Linked DNA regions of Homo sapiens: all the other regions are linked to region 6. A link is a loop called in an ENCODE intact Hi-C map of the cell type or tissue named here. Cell type or tissue: mammary epithelial cell. All regions are shown on one strand. Region 1 overlaps ARHGAP10 (Rho GTPase activating protein 10). Region 2 overlaps NR3C2 (nuclear receptor subfamily 3 group C member 2). Region 3 has its middle 82 kb from the start of IQCM. Region 4 overlaps LOC107986195 (a long non-coding RNA gene). Region 5 overlaps ARHGAP10 (Rho GTPase activating protein 10). Region 6 holds the start of LOC107986320 (a long non-coding RNA gene).

Region 1 (5,000 bases), 1.3 Mb before region 6:
TCTTTTATTTTTAGTCTTTTTTCAAAAGACAGGGTTTTGCTCCATCACCCGTGCTGGAAGTGCAGTGGTATGAGTATGGGTCACTGCAGCTTTGACTTCCCAGGCTCAAGTGATCCTTTTGCCTCAGCCCCCTGTCTCTTCTGGTTTATAAAGTTTCTTCTGTGAAGTCAGCTGTCATTCTGATGGGTTTCTTTTTATAGGTAACATGATCCTTTTCTGTAGCTACCTTTAAGATTTTTTCTTTTGCGTTGATCTTGGAAAGTCTGATGACTATGTGCCTTGGACTCGGTCGTCTTGTATCTCACAGGAGTTCCCTGGGTTTCTTTTCTTTCTTTCTTTTTTTTTTTTTTTTCTTTTTGAGACAGGGTCTCACTCTGTTGCCCAGGCTGGAGTGCAGTGGTGCAATCACGGCTCACTGCAGCCTTGACCTCCTCCCAGGCTCAGACAACCCTCCCATGTCAGCTTCCTAAGACTGTAGCTGGGACTACAGGCATGTGCCATCACACCCAGCTAAATCTTTTTTTTTTTTTTTTTTTTTTTTTGGTATTTTGTGTTGAGATGGGGTCTCCCTATGTTGCCCAGGCTGGTCTCGAACTCCTTGGCTCAAGCAGTCCTCCTGCCTTGGTGTCCCAAAGTGTTGGGATTACAGGTGTGAGCCACCACACCTAGCCTGGATTTCTTATATCTGCATTTTAACCTCTCAAGCAAGATTGGGGAAATTTTCCTGAATTTTATCCCCAAATATGTTTTCCAAGCTGCTTATTTTCTCTTCTTTTCTCTCAGGAATGCCAATAAGGTATACATTTGGTTGTTTTACATAATCTCGTATTTCTCAAATACTTACTTACTTTCTTTTTTTTCCTGAATTTTCGAGACAGGGTCTTACTCTCGCCCAGGCTGGAGTGCACTGGTATAATCACAGCTCATTGCAGCCTCGACTTTCTGGGTTCAGGTGATTCTTCCGCCTCAGTCTTCCTAGTAGCTGGACTCCAGGTGTGCATGACCATGCACTGCTAAGTTTTTGCATTTTTTGTAGAGATGGGGGTCTCACCATGTTGCCTAGCCTGGTCTTGAACTCTTGGGCTCAGAAGATCCACCCGCCTTGGCCTCCCAAAGTGCTGGGACTACAGGCATGAGCCATGGTGCCTGGCTGCTTTGTTTTTTTTTTTTTTTTGAAGCAGAGTCTCACTCTGTCGCCCAGGCTGGAGTACAGTGGCACGATCTCGGCTCACTGCAACCTCCACCTCCCGGGTTCACGCCATTCTCCTGCCTCAGCCTCCCGAGTAGCTGGGACTACAGGCGCCCGCCACCACGCCCAGCTAATTTTTTGTATTTTTAGTAGAGACAGGGTTTCACCGTGTTAGCCAGGATGGTCTCCATCTCCTGAGCTCGTGATCCGCCCGCCTCCTCCTCCCAAAGTGCTGGGATTATAGGCGTGAGCCACTGCACTCGGCCTGTTCATTTTTTAAAATTCTTTTTTTTTTTTTCAAATTTTTGTCTGGGTTCATTTGAAGCACTGATTTTTGAGTTCTGAAATTCTTTCTTTTGCATGGTCTCATCTGCCGTTAAGACTTCCAACTGTATTTTGAAATTCCTATAGTGAATTTTTCAATTCTAGAAGTTCTGTTTTGTTCCTTCTTAACATAGCTATGTCATCTTTTGAATCTTGAGTCGTTTTTGTGTTGTTTCTTGTCTTGGATTTCAATTTTCTCTTTGATCTTGTTGCATTTCTTTGCTATCCATATCCTGGATTCTTTATATGTCATTTCAGACATTCATTCCGGTTAGAATCCATTGCTGGGGAGTTAGTGGGATCCTTTGAAGGTGACAAAACAGTCTGGCTTTTTCTACTGCTGGAGTTCTTATGCTGGTTTCTTCTCATTTGAAAGAACTGATGTTTTCTTTTTTTTGATTTTGTTATTGTTTGGATGAGAGTTCTTGATTTTTTTATTCTTTTTGTCCTTGGGGCTGTTACTGTGGTGTATATTGTGTGTGATTGTTTGGCTACGTTTCTGGGTATTTTCAGAGTTCCAAGGCTGTTTATGAGTTCCTTGGTTGCAGAGAGGTTCCTACAGTGGCTTTCTCCTTTGTTGCTTGTAGGGGTGTAATTTTGTTTGGTGGTGTTGTTTAAGCTGCAGTCCAGTAGATGGCGCTTAAGAGTAATAGCTGCCTGGGGAATGGGCAGAGGGAGGCAACAGAGAAGCATGAAAAGCGCCCTCCCCCAGTACACATTCGCGTTCAGCGGCTGGAGCCACTGGAGAAGCCCCAGGAAGCAGTTTCTTTCAGCCCAAACTCTCCAGGCCCCAGCAGGAGGACGCACTGCCAAGTCCGCCACAGCACATTGAGGAGGCGGGAAGGGAGTATGAGACGACCCTCTCTCCATGTTCGTTCCAGGGCTGTGGTGGTGCCACCTTTAGCGGCTAATGCCATGCCCGTGTTTCCTTTGACCCACGGTGGCCTTTGGAGGCTGTGCTCCCACCTCCCTTGTGGGAGGACCACACCAAGAGTTGGGTCTCCAGATCTGGCTGTTTTCACTGGCAAGGTGTCTGTTTGAGTTCTGTGGTTATAAATAGCATTTCTGTGGTGGCTTGTGAGCAGGCTCACTGCCTCCTGTAGGACCAGGGGGCAGTGGTCTCAGGAGACTAACCTCGTTCCTGAGTGCTGTGTGCTTATGTCTGATTTCTTATTGTGTTGTGCCATTCAACGTCCAGGCCAAGAAGTGGCTTTTGGGTTAAGAGCCAGCTGTGGCCAATATAGTTGAGTAGAAACTTGATCCTTGTTTACTGGGGAAACTCTCTGTTGCCTCAGGGCCAATCTGTGGAGTGCACAGTGGTCTGAGCGCCCTGCTCCAACCTGGAGGAGGGCTTCAAGATGGGCAGGCCAGACCAGGCAGGCCCACCTACAGGTCCCCCAATGGCAGGTCCGAGCATCAGCTTTGAGGGGTGGTCCAATGGGTGGCTACTAGGCACATAGAGATGTGCCTAGGTGTGGAGCTGGGAACCTCACCTGGTCTCAAGTTCTCTGCATGAGGCAGTGGAGCTGCCTAATCTCATCCAGGAGAGTGGGTCCTCCAGGTGCCAGGAGATCTGCTTGGGTATGGAGCAGAGAGGGCCCTGCTGCACCACAGTCTCTGCACAAGAAGGGAAGGGTAGCTCTGGCTGCAGATCCAGGCAAGTGGGTGCTCTGAATGCCTGGAGATACTCCTGGGTGTGGGGAAGAGAGGGCCTCACTGTACCACGGTCTCTGCACAGGAAAGATGGGTGGCTCAGGCTACTGATCCAGGTGAGCAGGTGCTCTGAATGCATGGAAATCTGCCTGGGGGTGGAGTGTAGAAGGCCCTGCTGCACCATAACCTCAGGAGAGGAGGCTGGGCACCCAGCAGGGACACATGCAAACCAGTTCCAGGCCACCAAGCTGGCTCTGTCTGCACGCCTCATTGCCCAGATAAACCATGGCTACAGCGACTCTCCTCTTACTTTTGGACCTGTGATGGGGGAGAGCACAATTCTAGTACCTACTGTTGGGTTACTTTCTATATTTGTTGCTCAGTTTTGGCTGTGGAGGCCTTTCCCCTGCTGCAGAGCAAATGCTGCAATATTTGATCCAAGACTAAATTGTCTGCATGACCACACTGCCAAATTGCTGAAGAATGACTGCCTTGTTTGAGCCTGGATTAAAAATGGCATCCCCTTGTCATTCCTGGTTCTGAGAAAATACATGCAGCTTTTCTCAGTGTGTCCGTCTCAGCGTCTGTAAGCTTTTCCCCAAGTTAGCTCCAAGGCTGAAGAGAAACAAAGTGCTCTCCCTCGGCCTGGGTTGCGCGGATCCCTAGCAGTAAGGGAAATGACAGCGGGAGGTCCTCTGCCTCTTATGTATTGAGGCTTCACTCACTTTTACCAGCCAGATGCCATCATGGAGGCTGTTTGCCCACCTTCTCCTCTCTGGAGTCTGGGGTGTCCTTTGCTGTTGAAGTGGATTTCCGTTTTCCTGTTTGAATTAAAGCTCACAGGGTTTATCTTTATGCACTATTTTGCTATTTGCAAGTGGCTGAGGTATGCGGAAAGCCTCTCATCTGCCATCTTGGGAAAAAAGGTCATGTGACTTTTGAGGGACTTAAGTGACCGGTTTAACCTCATTATCAGTTTCCTCATCTATGAAATAAGAAAAACGGAACTACCTCCCTGATGGAGTGGTTACAGGGATGAAGTGAGCTACTCCATGCCTCTCACTGCCATTTCCAAATGAGACACATGAAGCTCATGGAGGGTCATCAACTTGCTCGAGGTTATAGAACTAAAAATGGCCAAACTGGGATTTGAGCCCACTCTGTTTCCAAAGCCTGTCCCTTAGCTCTTCCACTGTTGTTGTCTGATGAAGTATATACAAATATATGCATTTAATATTAAATGACTGCAATTACTTGTTTGCTTTTCGAGAAAATCAAGGGGTTAACTGATTTTTACAGCTAGAGGGTAATGACAGGAAAGCAAACTCCTCTCCCCTGGTCACCTACCCTCTCCTCATACTGCTTTTAGTGTGCTGTCTCCAGGGTGACGTACACCCCACAGCCAAGACAGTCTCTCTAGGATCTTCAGACAGTGTCAGGCCTCTCTGGTTACCATCTTCCTCCTCATCTTCATCACCATCAATATAATTCATATAGAATAAGAGTATGTCTCACATTTACTAAGTGCTCATATTCTGTAAAGTACATCATGATTCAGATCCTGCTCAACAACTCTGAAAGGTAGACATTACTTTCATCCCTGCTTTACAAACGGAGGAAACTGAAGTTTAGGTGAAGAATTTTGCCAAATTCACATAGTTGGTAAGTGGGGATTCAGACCCAGGCTGCCTGGCTTTGGAGGTGGATTCTTAAGCCCTAGACTCTGCTGCTGCTCCTTCCATTCGAAATGGCTTTAGGTAAAAACCTTTTGTCTTCATTGTGACTGTTTAATAGGCTACACTGATCCTCAGAAACAGCAGATAACGGGATTATT
Region 2 (5,000 bases), 980 kb before region 6:
AGGAGATCTAGCTCAATAACCACATTCTCTGAATTTTCATTTTCTATACTCATTATACCTCTCGATTCAGTCTAGCAAACATCTGTGTTATGTTATGTCAACAAGTATCCTTGCTGTGCAGGGCATCATGCTAAATGCTATAGGAGACGGAAAGATGCTCCTGTCCTTTGGAGGAACTAATAAGAAGTACAAACATATGTAAAGATAACCATGTATAATATTCATGAGTGCTACAAAATACATAGAAATGGAGTCATGGAAACAGTCTGGTAAGAGATTAATTCATTGCAGAGGCAGTGATACTTGAAGTGGGCCTTGAAGCATTGGTAAGATTTTAACATCTAAAAGTTTTCATTAATTTTTATGAGTATCTCTTACTTATTCATATATTTATTTATTTTTGAGACAGAGTCTCGCTGTTGTCCAGGCTAGAGTGCAATGGTGTGATCTCGGATCACTACAACCTCTGCTTCCAGGGCTTAAGCAATTCTCCTGCCTCAGCCTCCACAGTAGCTGGGACTACAGGCGTGCACCACCATGCCAGGCTAATTTTTGTATTTTTAGTACAGACAGGGTTTCACCATGTTGACCAGGCTGGTATCAAACTCGTGGCCTCAAGTGATCCGCCTGCCTTGGCCTCCCAAAGTGCTGGGATTACAGGTGTGAGCCACTGTGCCCGGCCATAATTTTTCTGAGTATCTCTTATAGATTATTTATTTCCTACATGGTAGGCTCAGAAAACAATTAGCAATAAAACCATTTTATGTAATAGGAAAATTAAATGGAAATTTGTTCAAGATAAATCCTACAGGCCAGCCTAATATATCTTACAGCATAAGAGTATGTGCATAAAAGTAGGGATAAAATTAGAAAAGTCAGTCTATTCCTGCAACAAACATTCATTGAACAAGTTGTGTTAGCAGAATGCAGAGAGGATAGTGACAAAGTCTCCAACGAGAAAGAGCAAGAAAACAAGGAAGAAAGTCCCAGTTAAACACAGGGTGTGTGGGAGTGGGGGAGTTGGAGGGGGTGCAGTCCCAGGGGACAAAAATATCCTGATATTGCCTAAAACTCATTTGGCAAGAGCAGACTAAAGAATTCCAAGAGTGTTGATGAGAGAAGGAAAATAAGAGTGAAGAAAACATGAGAATAGGTAAAAAGGCAGAACACCAAGGAAGGGATATAAGAGAGGGACATAAGCAAAACATGGCATCAATAGGCAGAGTGGGCCTTACTGGACTGCAAAAAAGAGGCAAAGGCTATGGCGGGAAGAATACAAGCTAAAGGACTGGTAGGGAATATGAGGAATACAAAACACAATGAAATCAGAGATGAGGTTAGAAGGAACGGGAAGGAAACAGAGCTGAGGGGGAAAAATCACATACAGCAAAACCACAAGGAAACGTTATTTAAAATAATCTGTGTGTTATAAGTGCAAACATATAGCACTTTGAAGAAGTAAACAATCAGACTAATTGGGTCATTTTAAAGATAAGCAGCAGCAATCAAAGGAATAAGATAGCTTTCATAAAAGTAAGTAAAAATGAAAACAACCTTGCCTAAGAGTGGGGTCAGGTAAGCCAATTTTAGCCATTACAGAGAACTGAATGGATCAGGAAAAACATAAGCACCATTGGTTAGTCTTAAAAATTACAACATTACAAAATTGGTGAGGTTTTTCAAAGGATCACTAAACTTTTAAATAAATGATACCCAGTTACAACCCTCAGAATTTACAGTGTTCCCTTCATGCCAAGTTTATTTTCATAAAGAACCTATTGATAAAGGAATCACAAGAGCAATGGTGACCCCAATAACTCTCAGTGTTTTTCCCATGGTGATCACCAGGCTTGCAAGTGCTTTAAAAACCCTGAAAGGCTCAAGAAATTGAAAAAATGTTAAACAACAATCATCTGAACCTGAGGTTGTTTTCAGTTGAACTTCATTTATAGTCATATATTCAGTGCCTTATCTACCCTTTTCATAGTTCAGTTGGCAAAAGGCCCTTACAATCCCTCTATTGGTTTTTAGAATATGGTAAGAAAAGTGCTAAAAATTATGCAACCTATATAATAAAAAATAACATAACTCATTACTTGGTTAATTCATAAATGCTGCTTAGGCAACAAAGAATGTAGTACATTGTACATTGATTTATATTTGATTTCACCAGTTTCTGGCAAATTATTATTTGATGTTTACCAGTGGTTGCCACAGATTCAAAAGGACATGAACTCTTTCATAACACACAGGAGACAACTGAGACTGCGAGTGATTACCAGGCTCTCCCCACCCTCGTAATGACCACTTTCAAAGTATCATATACTAATTCGATTCACTTCAGGAAAGATTTTCTTGACCTTCTACCACATACCTTGTCCCACGGGAGAGATAAGTCTATAAAGAAGAAAGAGACACTGCAACAGCAAAGGGGTGGGGGCCTAATGGAGCACGCAGGAGGTCTGGCCTGGATCTGCCTCTACCAACATGTATTCCTCTGGGTTATGTAGAGCCTTATGTATGGAACATAACTCTTTAGAGTAGAGCCTTATGTATGGAACATAACTCTTATGTATGGAATGCTCCCCCCTCTTGCTGGGGATTCAAAAATTAGAAGGCCAACCCTCTACTCTGAAGGAGTTGATAGGCTTATAAGCCTATAAATAGAGGGTTGGTCTTCTAATTTTTGAGTCTCCAGCAAAAGGGGTATCATATATTAATACTCAACACACATTTGCTGATGAAGGTGTGAATCAAAGGATAAAAGAACATGTCTGAGTGTCGATAGCTCATGACAGTGTCAAGACTAGGTACTCACGCTGTGTTCAGTAACACTAGCAATTTTACTTTTACCTATACAAATGATAGGTTTCTTTTTTTAAAACACATCAGGTAAAAGAATAAATACATTCAAGTTACTATAAAAACTCCTAATCATCCATTTTGCTGTCAAGAATCTCAGTTAGAGCCTTCTTACCAGCAAAGGAGGGTGAGAAAGGATCTATGACTTTGTATCTTGTGAGCCAAGCTTTATGTTACACTGACATGCAGAGAGATCCAATTAGTGCTTTCTGCCATCAGATGGCACACTGGCCCACAGCACTGTAATTCTACGCCACTGTCCAAATTTTCTGACCTTCAAAGAGAGACGAAGGAAATTAATATGTGTTGACCTGAGAGCACTGAGGGGCTGGGGTCTTTGCATGTATTATTTTACTCAGTCCTACAAAAAAGTCTTCTCACTATTGGTCATTGTTCTCATTTCATATACAAAAAACTCAGGCTAGTAAAAGCTAACTATAACTCCCCTCTAGTTACAGAGCAGGTACTGGCAGGGACAGACTTGAATCTAGGTTTGCTGGACTCAGAAGCCAATTCTCTTGGTATCTCTCTGGACTACAGCAACATATGGTTCACTTTCGGAGCCCACAGCTCTTGATGTGAGCTGCAGTTCTGAGGGTCCTACCCTACAACTGTCATGTGATTACACCATACTGAAAAAGTGCACTGGGGGTCTCATAAGAATATTTTCTGCCATAAGAGGAAAGTTATTTACCCCTTGTTGCAGCCTTTATCATGGACATGAAAATGCTAAAAAATATTTAGGGTCTTCTAATCAGTAACTTCTATTGTGAAAGACAGGAAAAACTGGCTCTTTCCCAAACGATGTTGCTGGAGTTGTATAAATTCTACTGGCATCAACAAGAGAAGCAACAAACTGGTTTATAGAAAAGTCCAGAAAATATACTTCTCCTTTTGAAATTTAAAAACTTCCTCCAGGCCGGACGTGGTGGCTCTTGCCTGTAATCCCAGCACTTTGGGAGGCTGAGGCGGGCAGATCACGAGGTCAAGAGATTGAGATCATCCTGGCCAACATGGTGAAACCCCATCTCTACTAAAAACACAAAAATTATTTGGGCGTGGTGACGTGCGCCTGTAGTCCCAGCTACTCAGGAGGCTAAGGCAGGAGAATCGCTTGAACCCAGGAGGCAGAGGTTGCAGTGAGCCAAAATTGTGCCACTGACCTCCAGCCTGGTGACAGAGTGAGACTCTGTCTCAAAAAAAACAAAAACAAACAAACAAAAAAAACTTCCTCCATTGGCACACAATGCAACTGCTTCCCTGTCTTGTACATGTGGAGATGTGATAAAGTAACTTCAGTGACAGTCAAATGTACTGTTACCTTAAAAAGTGCGATGCTTTCTTGCATAATTCCTATCAATGTTCTATTTCACATATGTGATACATTATAAAATACATTTATCTTTCACAGAATTCATTCTAGAGGGAAAATATTAACATGTTAGTTTTATTCAAAGAATGATTTTGCAATATGTGTTTAAAAAGACAATTAAAAACAAATGAAATTTTATACATCATTTGTTTTGTAATTAACATATGACTAGAACAGTCTGGAAGCAATGTATTAAATAGAAATAGTTGAAAAATGTTTGCTTTATCTAAAGTGATATTGCAGGACAAGCCTGGGTGTGTGGCACAAATCATTTTGTTATATAAACTTCTCTGGCAGTTACAGGAATATAATTTTCTGGGGATATGCTAAACCAAGCCCACTGATAAGAGTAACAGACCAAAGGAAACACTGTAAAAACCCAGCTGTGTTATTCAACTTAGCTTTAAGCCAGTCTCTGCTGTCTTTTGTAGGACTTTATTTAATTGCTTCTGACTGTATAGGCTAGTAAAAATCAGGCTGTACAGAATTGAAAAAAAAATCTGATTAAATGGATCAGTTGTTTAGAGTCTACAGCAATCAAAATTCCCTGTGATTCACTTCTACAAATAATTACATGGATCTTCACAATAACCATATGGTCACTGCAAAAAGAAAATTCAGTCAAATCTGTTAATTCATTAAGTAAAATAGCCTCAACAGTCATTCTTGGCTCATCCGGTGGAATCTGGATGAAGGAGAGATGCACCTCTTTCCTGAATAAATCCAAGAGACAATCACAGATCAGTTTAACCAGGATAAAGAAATC
Region 3 (5,000 bases), 630 kb after region 6:
TCTTTTGAGAAAATGTACTGATATCTTCATTCAAGAAGTAGTTATTGCTTATTTCTGTTCTGACAGGCACTTTTTTAGCACTGAAAATGCAGCAGTGAGTCAAACAGACAAAATGTGTTGTCTTCGTAGGGCTTACATTTTGGCAGAGGGAGACAAACAGTAAACAAAATCAATATGTAAGTTATGTAGTTATTAGAAGGTGGGAAGTGCTATGGAAAAAAATTGAGAGGAAAGGGGAGTGGGAATGCTGGGGACAGAGGACGGTGGGGGTGAAGGGAGTAGCAACTGCATATAGAAGATCAGGGAAGTCTTCACAGAGAAAGCGACATTAGAACAAAAAGATTTGGAAGCATTAAGAAAGTTAGTCACATGATTATCAGGGGAAAAGCATTCCAGGCATAGGGAACAGCCACTGTAAAAGTCCTGAGGTGGGAACAGGTCTGGCATCATCAAGGAAGAACAAGGAGGTCACTCTGATGGGTGCTGCCATGGGAATTTGAGGCAATAGAAAGAGATGCTCATGGTATAATATAGGAAGTTACCCCAGACATGAGAATATGTAGCTTAGATACATGGAGTCAGCTTCATAAAGAAGGAAAGATGTTACCTAAAATGAAACTTTAATGTTCCTGCTGGAAAAGCCATGGTAATTTAGGAGTAAGGCAACAACCTTGGGGGATGGTGGCCCAGCAGTGGGCGAATGGAGGCGCTATATATATATATATACACACACACACACACACACACACACACACACACACACACATATATACACACGCACATATATATACATATATATACACATATATACATATATAAATATATATATACACACATATATATACATATATATACACATATATACATATATATACTCACACACTTTAAGTTATAGGGTACATGTGCACAACGTGCAGGTTTGTTACATATGTATACATGTGCCATGTTGGTGTGCCGCACCCATTAACTCGTCATTTACATTAGGCCAACATCATCCTGATACCAAAGCCTCGCAGAGACACAACAAAAAAAGAGAATTTTAGACCAATATCCCTGATGAACATCGGTGCAAAAATCCTCAATAAAATACTGACCAACCGAATCCAGCAGCACATCAAAAAGCTTATCCACCATGATCAAGTTGGCTTCATCCCTGGGATGCAAGGCTGGTTCAACATACACAAATCAATAAACGTAATCCATCCTATAAACAGAACCAAAGACAAAAAACCACATGATTATCTCAATAGATGCAGAAAAGGCCTTCAACAAAATTCAACAGCCCTTCATGCTAAAAACTCTCAATAAACTAGGTATTGATGGGACATATCTCAAAACAATAAGAGCTATTTATGACAAACCCACAGCCAATATCATACTGAATGGGCAAAAACTGGAAGCATTCCCTTTGAAAACTGGCACAAGACAGGGATGCCCTCTCTCACCACTCCTATTCAACATAGTGTTGGAAGTTCTAGCCAGGGCAATCAGGCAGGAGAAATAAATAAAGGGTATTCAACTAAGAATGGAGGCTTTGACTCCTACAACTGGAGAGGCCTCCCACTCTCCCACACTGGTTTCTGCCTCCACCCTGTGGGCTGCATGCAAATGACACAAACCCAGACAAAAAGGAGTTTTGGAAGAGTGTTAGCATTAACATGTGATCTCATGCTTCATCTTTGGCATAGCTGATTCTGTTTTTTCTGATAGTTTAATCTTTCCCCAAAATTTTGCAGAGGGACAGAAAGACAATTTGGCGTGGATGTGTATCTGCTTCCTATAGTATATATTCCCAGAAATGCAGAGGGGAGAGGGATATTGCAGTAAAAAATGGTTGTTATGGTCTAAATGTGTGTGTCTCCCCAAAATTCATATGCTGAAATCCTAACCCCCAAAGTGATGATATTAGGAGGCGGGGCCTCTGGGTGGTGATGAGGTCATGAGGGCAGAGCCTTACACAAGAGGCCCAAGGGAGCTCCCTCACTCCTAATGATGTGTGAGGGACAGGTGAGGACACGGCAAGAAGGTGTTGTCTATGAGCCAGAAAGTAGGCTCTCACCAGACACTGAAGCTGCTGGCACTTTGATCTTGGACTCCAGAACAGAGAGAAATAAATTTCTGTTGTTTATAACCTACTTGATTTATCATACACTGTTATGGTAGTCCAAATGGACTAAGACAGTGGTATCTAGTTAATGTAGAAATTTGGGGGATTTTAGGGGAGTACTGTACCTGACTCAACCAAAATCTACTAACAGATTTTCTTCATTCTAAATGAAATCTTAATTTAACAATTGTCCCTACAATCGATTGCCTTATTAAATGGTATTCTAGTATGTTATGCTAAACAAACAATAAATCATAAATTTAAATATCATATCTTAACCCCACTATAAGCACTGAACTCAGATATTTCTAAGACAAAGAACAAAGATTGAATTATTGAATACCATTACTATGTGTTAAAGATGAGCTCTCTAAAGCCCATTAAAACGTGTGTGCTTGAATCCTCCTTTATTTCAAAAAGTTGGAAAACAAAGAATGAAAAACTTTGCCTCACTAAAAATATCTGTGCCAAACTGCAAATATGTATGAGGAAGTTGTCACTTAATAATAGCCAGGCAAACTCTTTCAAAATACCTGAAACCAATATAACAATAATTATTATTCACTTAAAAGCTCTGAGCTTAGCATGATTTCTATATTTGTGTGAGCTTTAGGTTATCATATTTGATTCTGTCTCATTTCACAGCAAAGCAATGTCATATATAATGATATTATTGACCTCAGAAAAACAACTACCTGTTATAACAGGATATCTTAATCCTGCTAAATTAGTGGTTTGTCACTAATTTGCTCCAGCACTAATTTTATCAAGGTGCAAACACCATGCATAGCAATCCACCTGCATTTACTGGTATTAAAATCTAGGCCTTTTCTTCAACAACACTGCCACCTTCTGCTTAGTATAGACTTTCACTTTATTTCTATGCCTTCAAGAGTTGTGAGATTCACTTTGAAATAATATATACTTAAAAGTTAGAAGGGACCATGAGAATGTCTAATCAGGTCCCCACATTCTATAGATGAGGAAACTGAGGCCCAAAGGGATTAAGTCACTTACCCAATGTCCTACATTCATTTTCTCCAGATTAAATCTCACAGTTATTAATTCTCCCTAGTTCTCTTCCCACTGACATATTTATTATTAAACTGTATAGAGAAGTTACATCAAGACATTGATTATAATAATCTAGAAGCATGGAATCTTAGACTATGTTTTATACTTTTTGTTTATTTGCATTATATAAATTTTTTATCATAAGCAAAAAATATATTTTTTCAATTTTAAAAGATTTGTATTTGTTCAATGTGTAGCCTTAAATAGAAAAATTATTCTAGATCAGAAAAGCAGACAACTAAAATTTTTTCTTTTAATCTCCTCCATTTTCTTCTGAATTATGAAAATGTCTATCAAATCAGGCACAATACCAATGCTAATGGGTAGGTTTTAGAAAAATAAGATGCAAGAATGTAGCATGCAAACTTAGAAGTAGCCAACAAGAATTGTGTTGTAAAGCTTTATATGTTTAGCAAATCCTATAGATATATTTTAAAGTAGGCGATTTTAAACAATAAACTCGCGTTTAGCAGGGTTTTTTGAAAAGGTTTTCTGCCAACTTAAATGCCTCATTTGTTTAGGTTGGGTGTAGATTCTATCAGCATTTCTAGTATAAACCATGCTTAGTGGAGAGTTACTATCTTTCTAACATAATACATATTTGTCAATATTTTGTTACAGATTTTTTTGTCTATGTCACAAGGGATATTGATCTGTAGTTTTATTTTACTGTGATAACTCGTTTTAATATTAGAGTAATGTTGGCCTCATAAAATTAGTTTGGCCTCACATTTTCTGGAAGAGGTTTTTATAAAGCCAGAAATATTTCTTTCTTATATGTTTTATAGAATTCACTAGTAAAACTATGGTTTCCTTTGAGGTAAGGTTTCTATTTATGAATTCAAGTTATTTAGTAGAGATAGATCTATTCTCATTTTTTATTTATATTTTAGTTCATTTTGTTAATTGGTATTTTTCAAGGATTTGTCCATTTAATCCAAGTTGTCACATTTATTGGCACAAAGATGTTCATAAATATTTTCTGTTGTCTTCTCAAATTCTGTAGGATCTGTAGTGATATCCCCTCTTTCAATCATTGGTGATTTGTCTCTCTTTTTCTTGATTAGTCTGATGAGAGGTTTATCAACATTTTTTGTACTTTCCAAGAAGTAGCTTTTGGTTGTATTGATTTTATCTAATGTTTCTCTAATTTTTATGTTGTTAATTTCTGCTCTTTATTGTTTCTTTCCTCCTACTTACTTTGGGTTCTTTTTCTAGTTTCTTATGATGAAAGCCAAGATCATTATATTTAAATCGCTTTTCTAACATAAGCATTTAAAGATATGAATGGATTTCTATACCCTGCTTTAGCTGCATTTCACAAATTTTTATATATTTTATTTTCATTAATATTCAGTTCTATTTTCTAATTTCTCTTGTCATTTCTTCTTTGACCCATCAGTTTTTTTACAGTGTGTTGTTAAATTTCCAAACATTTCAGAATTCTCTAGATTATTATGTTATTGATAACTTATTTAATTCAGTTGTGGTCACAGAACAAATTCTGCATAATTTCAATCCTTTAAACCTAGTTGAAAATTGTTTTATAGTTCAGCATATGGTCTATCTTAGAGAATGTTCCAAGTACACTTGAAAAGAATTCACATTCTCCCATTGTTTAAATGAGTATTCTATTAATGACACATAGATCAAGTTGGTTTAAATAGTTTTTTATGTCTACCAACTCAATATTCAAAGTATACATTTACTTTGTAGTTTAAAGTTTATTTCAATAATTTTTAGATCACTGTACTCACCCTGGAGTGATATCAAACCAGAGTTTAATATCATTGCCTAAGCAATTAATCAGTTTGAAAGC
Region 4 (5,000 bases), 270 kb before region 6:
AAAAACATATCATGGCCAAGCATTCTATGAAAGGAAGGAAGATATAACATTAGCAGAATATAGTAATGTAATACATATTATCTCAATTAATTCAAAAGAAATAAATTGATAACATTTAACACTAATTCATGATAAAAATGCTTTACAAAGCAAGAATAAAGTGAAGCTTTATACAGTTTAACTTTAATTTCTGACAAAGTAGATTTTGATGTGAAAATACATGTTTAGAAATTTGTAGCAAACATCATACTTAGTGTTAAGCTTCTAGAAGCATTCTCATTTAAGAAGCAAATAACAATGCCTGCACTCAACATTTCTATTCAATATTGTCCTAACATCCCAGTCATTATAATAGGGCAAAACAAAGAAGTAAGAATGGTAAGAATTAAAAAGGAAGAGATAGGTTGGGAGCGGGAGCATTGCTTCATGCCTGTAATCCTAGCACTTTGAGAGGCTGAGGCTGGTGGATCATTTGAGCCCAGGAGGTCAAGACCAGCCTGGCAACATGTCGAAGTGCTGTCTTTACAAAAGAATACAAAAAATTAGCTGAGTGTGGCGGTGGTATGTGCCTGTGAGCTGAGCTACTCAGGAGGCTGAGGTGTGAGGATCACTTGAGGCTGGGAGGTCAAGGCTCACGTGAGAGGTTGAAGCTACAGTGAGCCATGTTTTCACCACTGCACTCCAGCTTGGGTGACAGAGGGAGACTCTGTCTCAAAAAAAAAAAAAAAAAAAAGGAAAAGACAAAATATTTTTTCTTAGGCAATATAATTATCATATAATTAGATAATATGCACACTATTACAACTAATATGAATGCTAAATTGTTAGATATGAACCCAACATACTCAACTCAACGGCTTTCTTTTACAATAACCCTTTAGACAATATAATAGAAAAAACTAATTTTTAAGCTACAAAATATTAAAGGCATGTAATACTGAATATCACAAAAATCTCTAAGAATTTATGTAGGAATTACAAAAATTCTTGATAACATAAAAGAAGCTCGTATGTAAAGGAAGACTACATCGTGTTAATTTAAATGTAGACTCAATATTGCAGTGATATAAACTCTAGGCAAGTAATCAATATATTTCAATGCTAGTTCAATAAAAATCTAAGCAGAGTGTTTCATGGAACTAAAACAGCGGTTTCTAAAGTTAATGTAGAAGAGCAAACGGGCAAAAATAGTAAGGAAAATCTAAGGAAGAACAAGTTGGGAGGGGCAAGTCCTAGCAGATAACAAAACTTGGAAAGCTTTGGAAATTAAGACAGTGTGTATTATGCAGAGGCAGACAAATAGGCAAACAGAACAGAATAGAGAGCCAGAAAAATAATCCTTTTATTGATATGTGACAGAGATGACTTTATAAGCCAGTGAGCTAAGCAATAAATGCTGATGGAGAAATTCATAATTCACATAGAATATAGTAATAATGATAGAACCCTATATCAAACCACATACAAAGAGAAAAGATTAATTCTAAGGTGGGGTGGGGAATCTGACCAAAATGTCCAAGGCAAAACTTGAAAACTTTTAAAGAAAATAAGTAATAATATCATCATGATCCTAAGATAATGGAATTAGTTTTTAAAAATAAGGAAGACATTGACAGATCTGAGTAAGTTAAAAAAATAAAAACACAAAAAGAGAACAAGTCTGCATATGAACAGATACCATAAACAAAATGGAAAGGCGTGCCAGAGACTGAGAGATCTTTTCAATATACAAAATGAAAGCAGGATTGAGAAACAGTGAGAAATATTCTTTGGAACTAAATTACCAGAGTTCAAACCAGATTTCACCACTTATAACCTGGACAACTTTGGGTAAGGTATGTAACATCTGTGTGCTTCAGTTCCCTATACACAAACTGAAGATAACAAATCTTCCCATCTTTTAGGGCTATTGTAAAGATCAAATGGGTTAATTAACAGAAGGTGCCCAAAACAAGGCCAGGCATATTATAAGCACTTAATAATGTTAGATATTATGTTATAGAATTAGTGTTAAAATATATAGAGAAATACTAAAAATAAGTAAGAAAAAGACAAATAAATTGAAAAATGGGCAAATATATAGTTTAGCATTTCAAAGAACAGGATACTTAAATGCCCAATAACTATTAGAAAAGATAGTCAAACTTACTAGTGATCAGGTAAATATAAATTACAACTACAAGGAGATACTATTTCATGCTCATGAGATTGTCAAAATTCAAAGTGTAGGGAGGGGTGTAGAGCAATAGAAAACCAACAAACTGCTTGCTAGGAATATAAATTACAGCCAGGGGGCGGTGCTCGCACCTATAATCCCTGCTTTTTGGGAGGCCAAAGAGGGAGAATTACATGAGCCCAGGAGTTTGAGACCAGCCTGGGCAGCAATAGTGAGACTCCATCTCTACAAAAAGTACAAAAATTAGCTGAATGTGGTGGCATGTGCCTGTAGTTTCAGCTACTTGGGAAGTTGAGGTGGGAGGATTACTTGAGCCCCTGAGGTTGAGGCTGCAGTGAACCAAGGTCAGGCCACTGCACTCCAGCCTGGGTGACAGAGCTAGACACTGTTTCTAGAAAAGAACAAAAAAAAAAAAAAAAAAGAAGAAGAGTGGTAAATTGCTACAACCAATTTGGGGAATAATGAATAATTTAACATTATCAAGGAACACTGATGATGCTCATGTTAGATAATCCAGCAATTGTACTCCCAAAATATAAACCATAGGGATTTAGTATGAATGCTGCAAGACACATACAAGAATATTCTTAACAATATCATTAATGATGGTAAATAACTGGAGGCAACCCAAATGTCTTTCAATAGAGGAATGAATAAATACTGTAATGGTATATTTATATAAAGAAACTCTACATTCAGTACAATGAATGAACAAGAACAAGGGCTATGTCCATCAACATGGATAAATATCAAAAACATAATGTTAATCATAATTAGTAAACTAGGTCCCATGTCTTCTGACTCACTGTAGCACATCACTCCTAAGAATTTCTGTCTTATCTGCATGACCAAATTTATTATTTCAACTGGATTATTCCCATGAGCATACAACTATCTTATATTCCCTTCCAGCTACTATCCCATTTCCTTTATAGTAGAACTCTTTGAAGAGCTGACTAAACTTAATGTTTCCAATTCTTCTACCATTCTCTTGCTTAATATTTGTAAATTCTTATTTTATCAAAAATAGATGCCTCCCAAAATATTATTTGCAAATTTCAATTATTCTTCTTTTATTAATTAAATATTTTCAATAGATAATAGACCCATATTTCAGAAAGTTTAAAATATAAAGATTCTATATGCAGTGAAAACTCTTCCATCTACCCCAATCTCTTTTCTACACAATTTCCACTCTCTTTTCCCAACTATTATTTCTTTCTTGTGTATTAGTTCAGTTTATTTGTATAACACATGAAAATACAAATAAATATTCTTATTTTCCTCTATTTTCAACATAAATGTAGAATATTATGCTGACTGCTGCATAATTCTTTTTTTCAATTAATGATGTGTTTTGGAGGCCATTTCTTATCAGCACAAAATAGATTTTCAATTATTTTTTAACAAGTGTCTAATTTATTTTACCACTTTTCTATTGATGAACATTTCAATTGTTTCCATACTTTTGCATTTACAATGATCCAATCAATGACCTTGTGTATATACTATTTTGTATGTGTGTAGGGATATGTGAATCAATTTCCAGAGGCGGGATTCCTAGGTCAAAGAAAAAAGGCATTTAATTTGTTTTAGATACTGATAAATTTCTTTTCCAAGGGATTGTGACAATTTAAACTTCTAGCAATGTATGAGAGTACCTGCTTCCCCATCACCTCACCAAGAGGTCTTATTATGAAATTTTTAATTTTTTAATTCTTATAGGTAGAAAATGGCAACTAGTTTTAACTTGCATTTTTCTATCTTAAGTTGAATATTTCTTCATATGTTTAAAACTTTGTATTTCTTTTCCTGCAAATTATTTGTTTTTATCCTTTGCCAATTTTTAAAAAAACTGTGTTATTGTTATTATCCATTTCTAGGAGCTCTTTAAATATTGGAGCTAATAAAAGAAGCTACAATAGCCATTCTGTCTGTGACATATTTTTTACTTTTCTATTGCTATTTCTTTGTTTATACTCTTTTTTCCTGCCATGCAGAAGTTTCTTTTTTGTTTTGTAACTTGTTGATATTGTATCTTGGTTAGAAGAACTGGCCCCGCTCAAATTATAAAACAATTTCCCCAATTTTTCTTCTGGTGCTTTTATTGATCTGTTATTTAAAACATTTAAATCTCTGGACCTCTTAGAACTTATGCTTAGAATATGGTATAAGGCTTAGATATAATTTTATTTTATTTTTCCAGATGACTACCAGGTTATTCCATTTTTTTTGAGTATTCCATCTTTTAAAGGCCAAATTTAGGCTACTTCTAGATTTCCTTATTTCTATATATTGATTTATTTGTCTATTTATATACCACTAACACATTGTTTCAATTTAGGGGTTGAGGCTTCAAGTAGATTTTAAAATCTAATCAGGCTAATTCCTCCATTATTGCTCCCCACCTTTTTTTGAGAGTTCCTTCACTATTCTTGTCTATTTTTCCACCCACAGATAGCACAGGTGTCTAGTGCCACAAAAATCTCATGGGTACTTTCTATCAGCAACCCATTACATTTATAAATTAACTTACAGAGAATTAATATCTTTGTTAACACTGAGTTTTTTGATCCAAGAGCTTGGTGTATCATTCATTTCTTTTACATCATTTTGTTTATTTTTTTCTGGCAAGTTTCTTTCATATAATCTTACATATTTCTTTTTATTCCTAGATATCTTGTATTGATTCTATCTTATCTCCCTAAACTGTAAACATTGGGATATGCCAGGGCTTCATTCTTAGCCTTTTCTTTTCTCTTTTCTATCCGTACCTCCTTCTTTGGTTATCTCATCCAGTCTCTTGGTTTTGCACACACGTTAG
Region 5 (5,000 bases), 1.3 Mb before region 6:
TGTGAGGATTAAAGAGTGAGTCTTTGCACATAGTAGATATTCATTAAATGCCTATCTTCATTTCCTTCTTCATCCTTCTCCTGATTTGTTTTAATCTTGAAATGTGCATGTGCCTCATTTGGCAGTTATATTGCCTGGTATTTTAAGTTATATTTCCTATGTTTACTTTGTTTCTGGAACTTTACTGTTTACTCAGAGAAAATGTCTTATTTATCCTTTGCTTGCCTCTTCTCATTTCTAAATACAGGCATGCCTTGCACACATAGTAAGCACTCAGTAAGCATTTGCTTTTTGCTTCAGTATTCAGATTTGACTAAAATTCCATATTGGTAATATTGTGTGTCTCAACAATTTCTAAAGTTATTGGAAGAATTTATATGTGGTTGGAATTGGTACTTTCACATAACATGTAGGATTGTTTTTCATTCCTTTATGAATTTATGTCAGCATCTTTCTGAACTGTGGGTAATATATTAGACGTAGAAAAGTACATCATGTTATGTGTGAAAGAGTCTTATAGTTTCAGAGATTGGAGTGTAATTACATCATTTCTTTGAGTAAGTACAAATGAGCCGCCCCCCATGAGCAGTGCATTGTCTCTTTCTGGGCCTGCATGACACCTAGGTGCATGTACTGTATGATATGCAAAAACAAAGTAACACTCTTTTGCTTAAAAACATCTTTTAGTTGCTATTTTTAAAATAGTCATTACCATTTAAAACTAAATTTGGATGCCACTTTTGTTTATGAAGTTTCTCTTAAAAAATCTTCCATATGTGGATAATTTGAATATTCACTTTAATTTTCTAGAGTATGGCATTAAAATGTCGATCTAGGCAAGCTGTCAGTTATCAAATTCAGCATTGTAACAAGCTGTGAATTCATGGGATAGAAGTAGGAAGCCACATACAAGATTTGACAATCTTTCATTTGTTGCATGTAAAAGCAAATTTATCTTCCTTTGCAAAGCAAAGTTTTAGATTTTTGGAAAACCTTACCGCTTGAAGATTGCTTTGCCTCCAGAGCACTTTAGAATTGTATGGGGTTCTCAAGATGGGCTCTGGTAGAAGATTACAATGTATAATTTCAGTATTAATCTTCAGGGGTATGGAAAGGAAGATGTCCAGAGTGAACCTGAAACATATTTTACCAATTGCGCATTAATTTTAAATTGCCAAGGGCAATGAAGAAAATAAAGAACAGCTGTCCTCAGAAAATTTACAGCAAGTAAACTAGAGTTTCTCTCTGTCTCTGTTTTAATCAAAATGGGTGTGAGGTGAGCGTGGGTGGAAATAGAGGACAGTCTTCTGTGGGAGGGAGTTGAAGAGTCTTGTGGTGTCTGCAGAAATGCAAATGCAAAATTGAAATAATAAATCCAGGCACATCAGGACTGAATATTCATTTTCACAATTAGTAATCTTATTTGTTTTAAGGAAACTCTGAGAAACTATTTGTTTCCAAATGAATGGTCACATTAAATTAATAGGGGCACATCCTTCCTCTGAGACGGCGAACCCCGAGTCCTTGCCTTTACCCCTCGTCCATGTGGTTTAGGGTTTGGTTTAGGACTGTTACTACTTTCCTGTTGTCCAGTGACTGTTTTTTTTCAGCCCATGAATTAAACCTTCTTTTCTCTTTGTTACCTATGGTTTTATACGTTTTCCTCCTCTTTAACGCATCCACAGAATAGAAATGAAGAAAATTAATAGGACTTTATTCTATCCTTACAATAAATCATCTTGCTTCTGGGTGTATTTGGGGTTGGAGGTTGGGTAGTTGTCAGAAAATGACAATGGTATATTTTCAAGTAGTGCTGAAGGTGTTTTTAGAACAGAAGAAACTTGGTGGAACTGTCTTGCTACAGAGTAGGCATGCTAGGCTTTGTTTTTGCATTACATTCTGATGAGGTCTGTGACATTTTATGGTACACTGTTAGCATAGTGGTGAAGAACATTAGCCCAAAAGACTATCTTGATTGTAATCTCAGTTTTACTCCTTATTAACTCTGCCTGTAACCTCTCTGTGTCTTTATCATCTGTGAAAAGGGATAAGGATCAGATCTCCTTCATGGGGTTGTTGTGAGAACTAAAAGAGAATGCTTAGGACATTGGCACCTGTTGAATAGCCAGTAAGTGTGAGTTGCTTATTTAGAGATAAATCCAGTCATTGAGGCCAATTATAATTAAGTAGTCTCATTATTGATTTAAGGCTCTAGGAGATTGAAGAACTTTCTATTTTTTTTTTTTTAAAATAGCAATTTACATTGGGAAATAAATCACCCAAATTCACTTTATCTGTTAATTTTATATGGCTCTTAGAACAAACAGCAAAATTAACTGGTTTGGCTTTTAACCTCTTCCTCTTCAGTGATTTGTGGACATTTGAGCATTAAGATATCCTGAGCAGTAAAATAGCCAGAGGCTCAGGAAGAACACCACGGTTTTCAGATTATCTCAAGCTTTTCCTCAGAAGCCAAACAAACACCACAAAACACCCTGAAAACCAAAAGCAGGCATTCTTCCTCCTGGGATTTAGTACCTGCTGCTACAGCTGCTCTGAGGTGGAGAGGCAGAGGGCAGCAGCGAGACACAACATTAGGCCTTTTCTGATGTTTCCCATCTCTGCAGCAGAGGAATGAAAAGGAATCTTGCAAAAAGCAACGGCCCACTTTTGCCTTGAGTTTGAGTCTCTTTTTGATTTATTGTAGTAAAATTTTGCTAGTACTTAAACCTGAGCTACATGAGTGATGAGCTTGAAAATTTATTTAGCTGTCCCATCCTTTCCAGCTTACTTTAATACTTACCTATGCCTGGGCACACACATGTTAGATGGATTTTAGTTGTAATTTTGGGGTATTTCTTACAGGGAAGGTATTAGAGGAAAAAATACTAGAAATATGGTTCCTGTTCTTAAAGATGAGCTTCAATCTAAATTCAAGACAGAGATTTTACTCTACTTTCATGTTAACCAGTTATCCTGCATAGTTCCACGGATACTAGTAGAAGACACAAGACTCCTGGATCTTTGACACAGGACAGTTTATTACTGTCAGTAGCTAGAGCAGTGCATTTTGTGCTCATTCCCTGAGCCCTGATTCCTCAGGGCACTGCAAAGATGGCCAGGTGATACTTATGGATGATACAGTTGGTTGTGTTATAGGAGGAAAAACTCTGAATGCAGAAAACTCAGATCTTTTATAATGGCCAGCAAGGAAGCCTTTTGCTCTAGGAGACACCATCTCTATTTGCTAAGGCTGCAAGCAACCCTGCTCTTTGCTCCAGAGGGTAGATATTGGAACAGAGGGTGCTTCCACCATGCTGGGGTGGTGTTGGTAGTGGTGAGTGGGTGGTATGATGTGGGGAGATGTTTGTGAGCAGTTGTATCCAGAGGGTGGCAGATCCCAGGTGCTGTGCTGCATTGTCTGCCTTAACTCTTTCTGTAGGCTGTGGTGAGCTATTGACAGATTTGGATGGGAGTGTGTCTTGAGATCTTTGACAGAGAATAGAATTGGTGGGAATAGAATGGGGGTAAGATGGAAGGCAGGGCGGTTGCTTGAATTTGGGGAGTAATTCAGATAAGAAATGATGGAGGTTTAAACTAGAATATTTGCAGTGGAAAGAAGGGATGGATAGGAAGAGAGACTTCGCAGACAAACAGAATTTGATGACCTGCTGGATATTGGAAGTCAGGGAGAGAGGAAAGTGAAAACGAACTCTAAGCCTCCCAGACCAGGTGGATGAGACCTTTAGCCAAGGCAGAATGCAAGATGAGCAGTAGGTTTGGGAGGGATAGAGACTGGTTTTAGATATTCTGAATGCAAGTGGCATGTTATAAGAAATAGAATGAAAGCAAGAGGAGAGATGGCAGGAATTATTTTTAAAGAGGTAAGGTTTTGAGTGTCTAAGTCAAGATGATAGTGGAGAAAAGGACAGAATCTTTGTGAATGCTTCTATTTTGATGATGAGAGGAAGAAGAATAATGGAGACATAAGACAGAGGGATAGGAGGCGAAGGAAGAAGGATGGTTGTAAGGGAATCCATAAGAGGGGAGATTCCAAGAAGGAAGAAGTCAGCTGTGCCAAATACTCTAGAAAGGTCAGGTTGGTGGAGGAACAAGAAACAACCATTGGGTTTAGTGGCTGGAAAGTCAAACTAGATAATAGCGAGGTTGTACTTGTTTTTTTCTTAGGTGTTATTTTCTCATAAGAACCATGTGAGACAGGTGGTATTATCCCCATTCGCATGAGCCCCTGAAGTGAAGAAACGTGATTTGATTTGTCTAAGTCTCAGAGGTAGAGAGCAGTATACTACAACTTGCTTCCAAGACTGTGTTTTAAATACCCACGCTCTTAACCACAGTGAGCATGAGGAGATGGAGACACTATAGTCTGACCTTTTTTTGAGGATGTTGGAGAGATGAAGGAAAGAAAAACAGAAGACAAGCTGTTAAATAACAAAGTTTAAAAGTTTGAGAGTACTGTAGGAAAGGGAAGTTGGGAGGGAAGATTTAAGTATCACCCACTGAAAGTGTTCATCTAGATTCAGGATTAAGCCATTCTAAAGTTAGACCTGCCTTTTTTCCATAACAACTGCTTCATGGATTCTGAAGGTGCATCCTTGGCCCAAGAGAGATGCACTGTCTTTGCTGAGGATTGCTGCAACACCTCGTGAGGTCTCTTCATAGCAGGCAAGATGTCAATACAGAATCTGCATATGACAATATATTAAAAATTTTAACGTATTGCATTTTATGTTTTTGGAGTATATCACACTCTCTCACACAGTCTCCATAAAACTCGGTAGCTGAGCAGATATATATTAATAGGCTCAGTTGCACATGTGGTATCAGAGGCCAGAACAAGGTAGGATAAACCTGTCACAGGTCACACAACTAGGCAAAGCTGGGGTTTGGAGCCTAGTCTCCCGACTCTAAGCCAGACTTATCCTATGGCAGCAGAAACAGGGTGAGAGGAAGAGTTGGTGGACAGTGCAACTTATTGG
Region 6 (5,000 bases):
GATGCAATCTTTGATTTAAAGATGTTTACAATATAGTTTGCGAAAATGTTATTTAGCATTAGATTACTTTATGAATGGCAGAAAACTAAGAAAAAGTAGTAGCTTAAAAAAGTATATCTATTTCCTAGTGTTGCTGCACAAAATTATCACAAAGCTGGTGACTTTAAATAACAGAAATGTGTTCTCTCACGGTCCTGAAGGTCAGAAATTTAAATACAAGGTGTTGGCAGGCCCAGGCTCCCTTTAGAGACTCTGAGGGAGAGGTCTTCCTTACCTCTTGCAACTTCTGGTGGCTTCCGTCATTCCACGTGGCTGTATTACCCAAATCTCTGCTCCCTGTGCACCTTTCCATCTCCTCTGTGTGTTTGCGTCCCTTCCTCTATTTTCTGTGTGACTCTCCTTGTAAGACTCCTATAAAAATACTTGTTATTGGATTTAGGGCTCACCTGGAAAATTCAGGATGATCTCATCTTGAGATCCTTAACTTAATTATATTTGCAAAGGTTTCCCACCCACTCCCACCCCAATAAGGTTATATCCACAGGTCCCAGGAATTAAGATGTGGAAACATATTTTTGAGGCCACAGTTCAACCCACTACAACAATGTGGAGTTTATTTCTCTCTAATAAAACCCAGGCAAACAGTCAAATGCTGATATAATCCTCCGTACTGTGTCAGCAACCCAGATTCCTACTGTCTGGTTTTCCTGCTAAAAGCAATTTTCTTTCTGAAGACCCACCATGTAATCCATGATGGTTTCTCCAGCCACCACATCTGATTTTGAGACAGTAGAAAGAGAAATAGAGTAGAAGAAAGCCAAGAATAAAAACTGAAGCCAAAAATGGTATGGCTTTTTTTGGACTTGCATATATACATTTATATTTATATCTCTCTGTAAGAATAGTCAAGTGGCCACTCTGAGCTACAAGAGAAGGTGGGAGAGGCTCTTATTCTAGGAACTCATGTGCTCAGTTAAAATTCGAGGCTTTTATCAAATGTTGGAGGCTAATTGGCAGTCTCTTGTGCAGAGAATCTAGCAGTGATGATTGGCTAGCTAACCTGGCCCTTTCCTAGTCTTTTGGTCCTTTGATCTAAGAGCTCATCTCACAATCCGAGTTGCCCTTGCTACCCAGAATGGTCACAGGTCCAGTTTTGGCCAATGAAACTTGGGTAGAAATTGCTCAGGGCTTCTGGGGATAATGAGCATTCCTGATGAAACAGCAGACTCGGCTTGTGCTTGACATTCATGTAGCCATCTTGTTATCATGAAAGAGTTTTCCAAATGAAATGTAGAGCTGCCCATGTTGTCCTAGACTCCTTATTGGGTATGAAACATAAACTCCATATTTTAGGCCTTGGTAAGTTTAACTAGCTTTCCTGTTACTTGCAGCAAGCACATTCTTAAACAATATCAGGCCATGAGATACATGCACATATTAAAGGATATTAAGCCATGTAAAGCAACGTATCATAGGGCACTGTGACAGAGCCCAGAAGAGGGGAACCCTCTATTGCTCACATGGTTCAGAAGGAGCTGATTCCTAAACACCAGGATTGATGAATTTGGCAATGTGGGAAAAGTGGACTTCTGGATGACATTAAGACTTAATTGACTTTTCATGACCATAACTTCCAACAACTTGGATTGTTCTAGTCACTTGTTACCTGCAACCACTTAGATTGCCACATTAAGGGGAAAAAAATCATCCTAAGAAGAATCGTATGCTGTACCACTCACCTCAGGTTTAATAGTGCTGATGAAAATTACCTTGGAAAGGACTAGAAAAAAAACTAAGACCTAAGAGAGAAAGGTGCTATTTGGGGGAAGGCAGGCGGGGAAGAAAAGTAGATATGGAATGTAAGAGGAAAGAGGAGAGGATCAAAGTTTTGAGGGAAACAGAAAAGAGTTTGGAAAGGCTGCTCTTGTTTAAAAAAATCTTCTCCACCCATGCTGGTGCCACTTTCTTGCCGCTTCAAGAGAGTTCAAAACAGATTTATAACAGTATTGAAGGCTTCTGGAGTAACATCTGAATTTCTTTTGAATTATATACAATGTAGACAGCAAGATAAATAAATAAAATAAATAAATAAAATAGATTTATTTAAGCAAGGCATATGGGGAAATATTTGCACCTCTAAGGTTGAAAAGACAGCAAAACTCAGCAAACTCTACATAGTATAAATTCAATTATGATCACACAAGATCATCTTGAACTACATAAGTACTTTTACTCAAAGCAGAAACACTTGAGAAGCTGGGCACTGAGCTAACCATAGAATCATTCACCCCTTTAAAAAAAAACACACAAAAAAAAATGCATAAGACACAGAAAACAAATATGGCCTGATATATGGGTTGTTTGCACATTCGTTTCAATAGAATTCTACTTTTATTGCTTTTTAAAAATAGTGTGCACAGCATGAAAATAACCATCATGAGCATGTCTCCATAAATCATTTTTCCCTGTGCTGAAGGAGCACAATTTCCCTACCTGAGGAGCAGTCAGTTGGTGTTTACTTGCTACACTGTGCCATCTGGTGGCAAGTGCTAAAAATTGCAGACACAAGGTCCCTGGGTTCCAGAGAGACTCTCAGGCCGTATACCTAGAGGTGTCAACCCAATGCAAAAGAAATAAATACAATGACTCTCTTTAAAGACATGGGTTGAAGCCAAAGATCAAGTTATTTGTTAGTTATTCTCATTGGTATTCCTAATATATATAATATCTTCCCAGTAAAAATTACTTTATGAACAAATTGATTCTTAATAGCAATAATTTTCAGTTTGCACAATACTGCAGTTTTCAAATCCCCATTCATATTCACTAATGCACAAGATGAGCAGGAATATTGCACCTTTCTCACAAATGGAAACTGAGGTTCAGGTGGGTTAAAGAAATTGCTCAAGTTTGCAAAGCTTATATTAGAAAAAACAAGCAACTACTGAAGCACAAATAAAGACTTTCTCTGTTTCCAGTCTAGATGTTTCCTTTATAACGATCCTGTCTCTCCATGCTTAGCGTGGGATGAAGCAGTTTTAGTTGAAGCTAGGTTGAAGCTTTAGGTGTAGCTGGAAATAGTTTTTTAAGTTAGGTGCTATTTTGGTAAAGTAGTAGTTGCAAGCTTCCCCAAAGGAGTCTGAAAGAAGATTCAGCAGACCTTGGTGACAAGAGTTGTGCATCCTAAAGTTTAATATACGACTTCTTTTGCTTGTTTGTTTTTCCTTCAGGCCTTGTATTTACATATATGCAATACCATCTCTTTGTCTTTGTGTTTTATTCTCCTGCCCTGTCTTGCAATTTATTCTTTGTTAGCCTGCTTTTCATCAGAAGAACCACCTACTTTTCAGTAGCTTTCTTTTTTTCAGGTGGCCTCTCACTCCCTCCCGGTAGATGTATTCCTTTCAGGGTTAATCAAAGGATGATATTTAAGTTGTCATCTCTGCTTGGGCATCTAGATGGCTTGTGCCATTCATATCAATGAGACCTTTTCAACCCTAATATCTGTTTCAGTGATCTATGGAGTGCAGCCTTGAAACTTAATTATGGTGATGTTTCAGAGGCTCATGGACAGATTTAAGCATCCTGCTTTCACATCATTAGACAGTCCCAAGTTCCAGTGCTCTAAAAGATTGAAGACCAGTCTACTGTATGTCTTACCTTCATTATGATCTGTAGGAACAAGCCTACATTTCTCAGACTCTGTTAGAAGGTTTTTTATCTTTTGGCTGTGATATTTCACTTCGTATAAGACAATTGAAATGTAAAGCCTTTGTGAAAAATGCCTACGTAAGCCAATGAATATCATCCCAAATATCAGTAAGTAGTTTGATCATTGCTATATAGTTTTGTACATTCTTAGACTTGGGCAATGAGTCCTGAAGCCACTCCAGGGCCAAAAAGGGGGCTTATTAACCTCATATTCATCTAAAATAATCTTCTGGGAAAACACGATAAATATGCATTTTATGACATGTCATCATTATTGGTTCATCAAAACTATTTAAATATATGCAGATTTCAAAATTTATCTACAATTGCGTAACATCGTCTTCCCAATAGTTATCAGAACACTGAAAATTCCAAATTTTTATTTTGCTTTATTCCATTTATCAGCAGCAGCAATAAAGATTTTGGAATAGAACTTGGGTAGCAATTTGGGGATGATGTATTAGCCCTTCCTCAGCTACAGTTGCTCTAGAGGACTGATTAATATAAATGTCAGCTTATTTGTAAACTAGGAATATGTAACACAGAAAAGAACTGATAGTGCCATTTCCAGAGCCTCCTTTCAAGCCTAAATGAACTGTAGTTGGGTAAGGGCCACAGTCGATAAACACTCGAAGTAATATTGCCTAAAGTGACAAAAAATACAGTGGCATCAATCTCCTTTCAAGGCCAAGAAGCTGCTTATTCAGTTTCAAGAGCTTAGCATATAAATACAGTTTACAAGTAATTTTAAAATGATCACGAAATCCTGTGTATATTTGACTGTTAAATCAAAAGGAAGCCTGTGGTGTTGCTCAAGCCCAATAATCACTTTTTAATATTCCTGGGGAGGCAGCAGCATGATGAAAAGGATAAGGAAGGTATAAATCAACTGAAGGAATTCAGAGTGAAAGACCTTCATTTTTTAAAGGCAGAGATTAAAATCACCAAGCTAATAAGATCTGCTCAGGGACCTAGAAATGTCAGCCAAAAATGTAGAAAATGTATACTCCAAGAGTGAGCTTTACTTGAGTTGGTTTATATATAATAGTTTTCTGCTGAAAACAGACGATTAAACGTGCTGTTTAACTTAAAGGTAGTGTTTAGTTAGAATGTTATATACAGGGTATCTTATTCATATATTAATAGTCGTATCTAATAGAAAAATAAATAAACATTACAAATAGATTTTGCATTCATTTCCTAGCTCTTTCCTTACATCTGGCATTCATCGCTTTGCTCCCGATAATACTGCTTTGCAAACACCTTTCCCTGATCCAAGGTCCTCAGCG

What was found. A loop is a pair of places that touch in the nucleus more often than their neighbours do. Peaks named below come from ENCODE experiments on the same cell type or tissue, not always from the same donor. Only the 100,000 strongest peaks of a DNase experiment are listed, where the experiment ranks them.
Region 1: it touches region 6 in a loop (5-fold over the local background); 5 of 110 quality-filtered maps call a loop at or near these places.
Region 2: a loop joins it to region 6, with 6 times the contacts of the local background. A loop is called at or near these places in 6 of 110 quality-filtered maps.
Region 3: a loop joins it to region 6, with 21 times the contacts of the local background. A loop is called at or near these places in 9 of 110 quality-filtered maps.
Region 4: it touches region 6 in a loop (15-fold over the local background); 11 of 110 quality-filtered maps call a loop at or near these places.
Region 5: it touches region 6 in a loop (21-fold over the local background); 8 of 110 quality-filtered maps call a loop at or near these places.

What each region holds. Positions count from the first base shown.
Region 1 is chr4:147,982,030-147,987,029 of GRCh38, forward strand. All of the region lies in intron 18 of ARHGAP10 (Rho GTPase activating protein 10), which reads left to right. Among named protein-coding and RNA genes, the nearest start is that of MIR4799, 200 kb to the left of the region's middle. In mammary epithelial cell, a CTCF peak has its summit at 2,152 (motif pointing right); no DNase peak of the experiment used is centred here.
Region 2 is chr4:148,281,648-148,286,647 of GRCh38, forward strand. All of the region lies in intron 2 of NR3C2 (nuclear receptor subfamily 3 group C member 2), which reads right to left. Among named protein-coding and RNA genes, the nearest start is that of NR3C2, 160 kb to the right of the region's middle. In mammary epithelial cell, a CTCF peak has its summit at 3,076 (motif pointing right); no DNase peak of the experiment used is centred here.
Region 3 is chr4:149,895,040-149,900,039 of GRCh38, forward strand. No RefSeq gene overlaps it. Among named protein-coding and RNA genes, the nearest start is that of IQCM, 82 kb to the left of the region's middle. In mammary epithelial cell, CTCF peaks have their summits at 1,593 and 2,951 (motif pointing left); no DNase peak of the experiment used is centred here.
Region 4 is chr4:148,996,621-149,001,620 of GRCh38, forward strand. All of the region lies in intron 3 of LOC107986195 (a long non-coding RNA gene), which reads left to right. Among named protein-coding and RNA genes, the nearest start is that of LINC02430, 160 kb to the right of the region's middle. In mammary epithelial cell, a CTCF peak has its summit at 2,317; no DNase peak of the experiment used is centred here.
Region 5 is chr4:147,922,738-147,927,737 of GRCh38, forward strand. The region is part of intron 13 of ARHGAP10 (Rho GTPase activating protein 10); the gene reads left to right. Among named protein-coding and RNA genes, the nearest start is that of MIR4799, 140 kb to the left of the region's middle. In mammary epithelial cell, a CTCF peak has its summit at 2,559; no DNase peak of the experiment used is centred here.
Region 6 is chr4:149,261,825-149,266,824 of GRCh38, forward strand. The region is part of intron 12 of LINC02355 (long intergenic non-protein coding RNA 2355); the gene reads left to right. It overlaps LOC107986320 (a long non-coding RNA gene), which reads right to left and starts at 2,601. Exons shown (of 4, transcript XR_001741885.1): 1 at 2,494-2,601; 2 at 275-411. In mammary epithelial cell, a CTCF peak has its summit at 2,539 (motif pointing left); no DNase peak of the experiment used is centred here.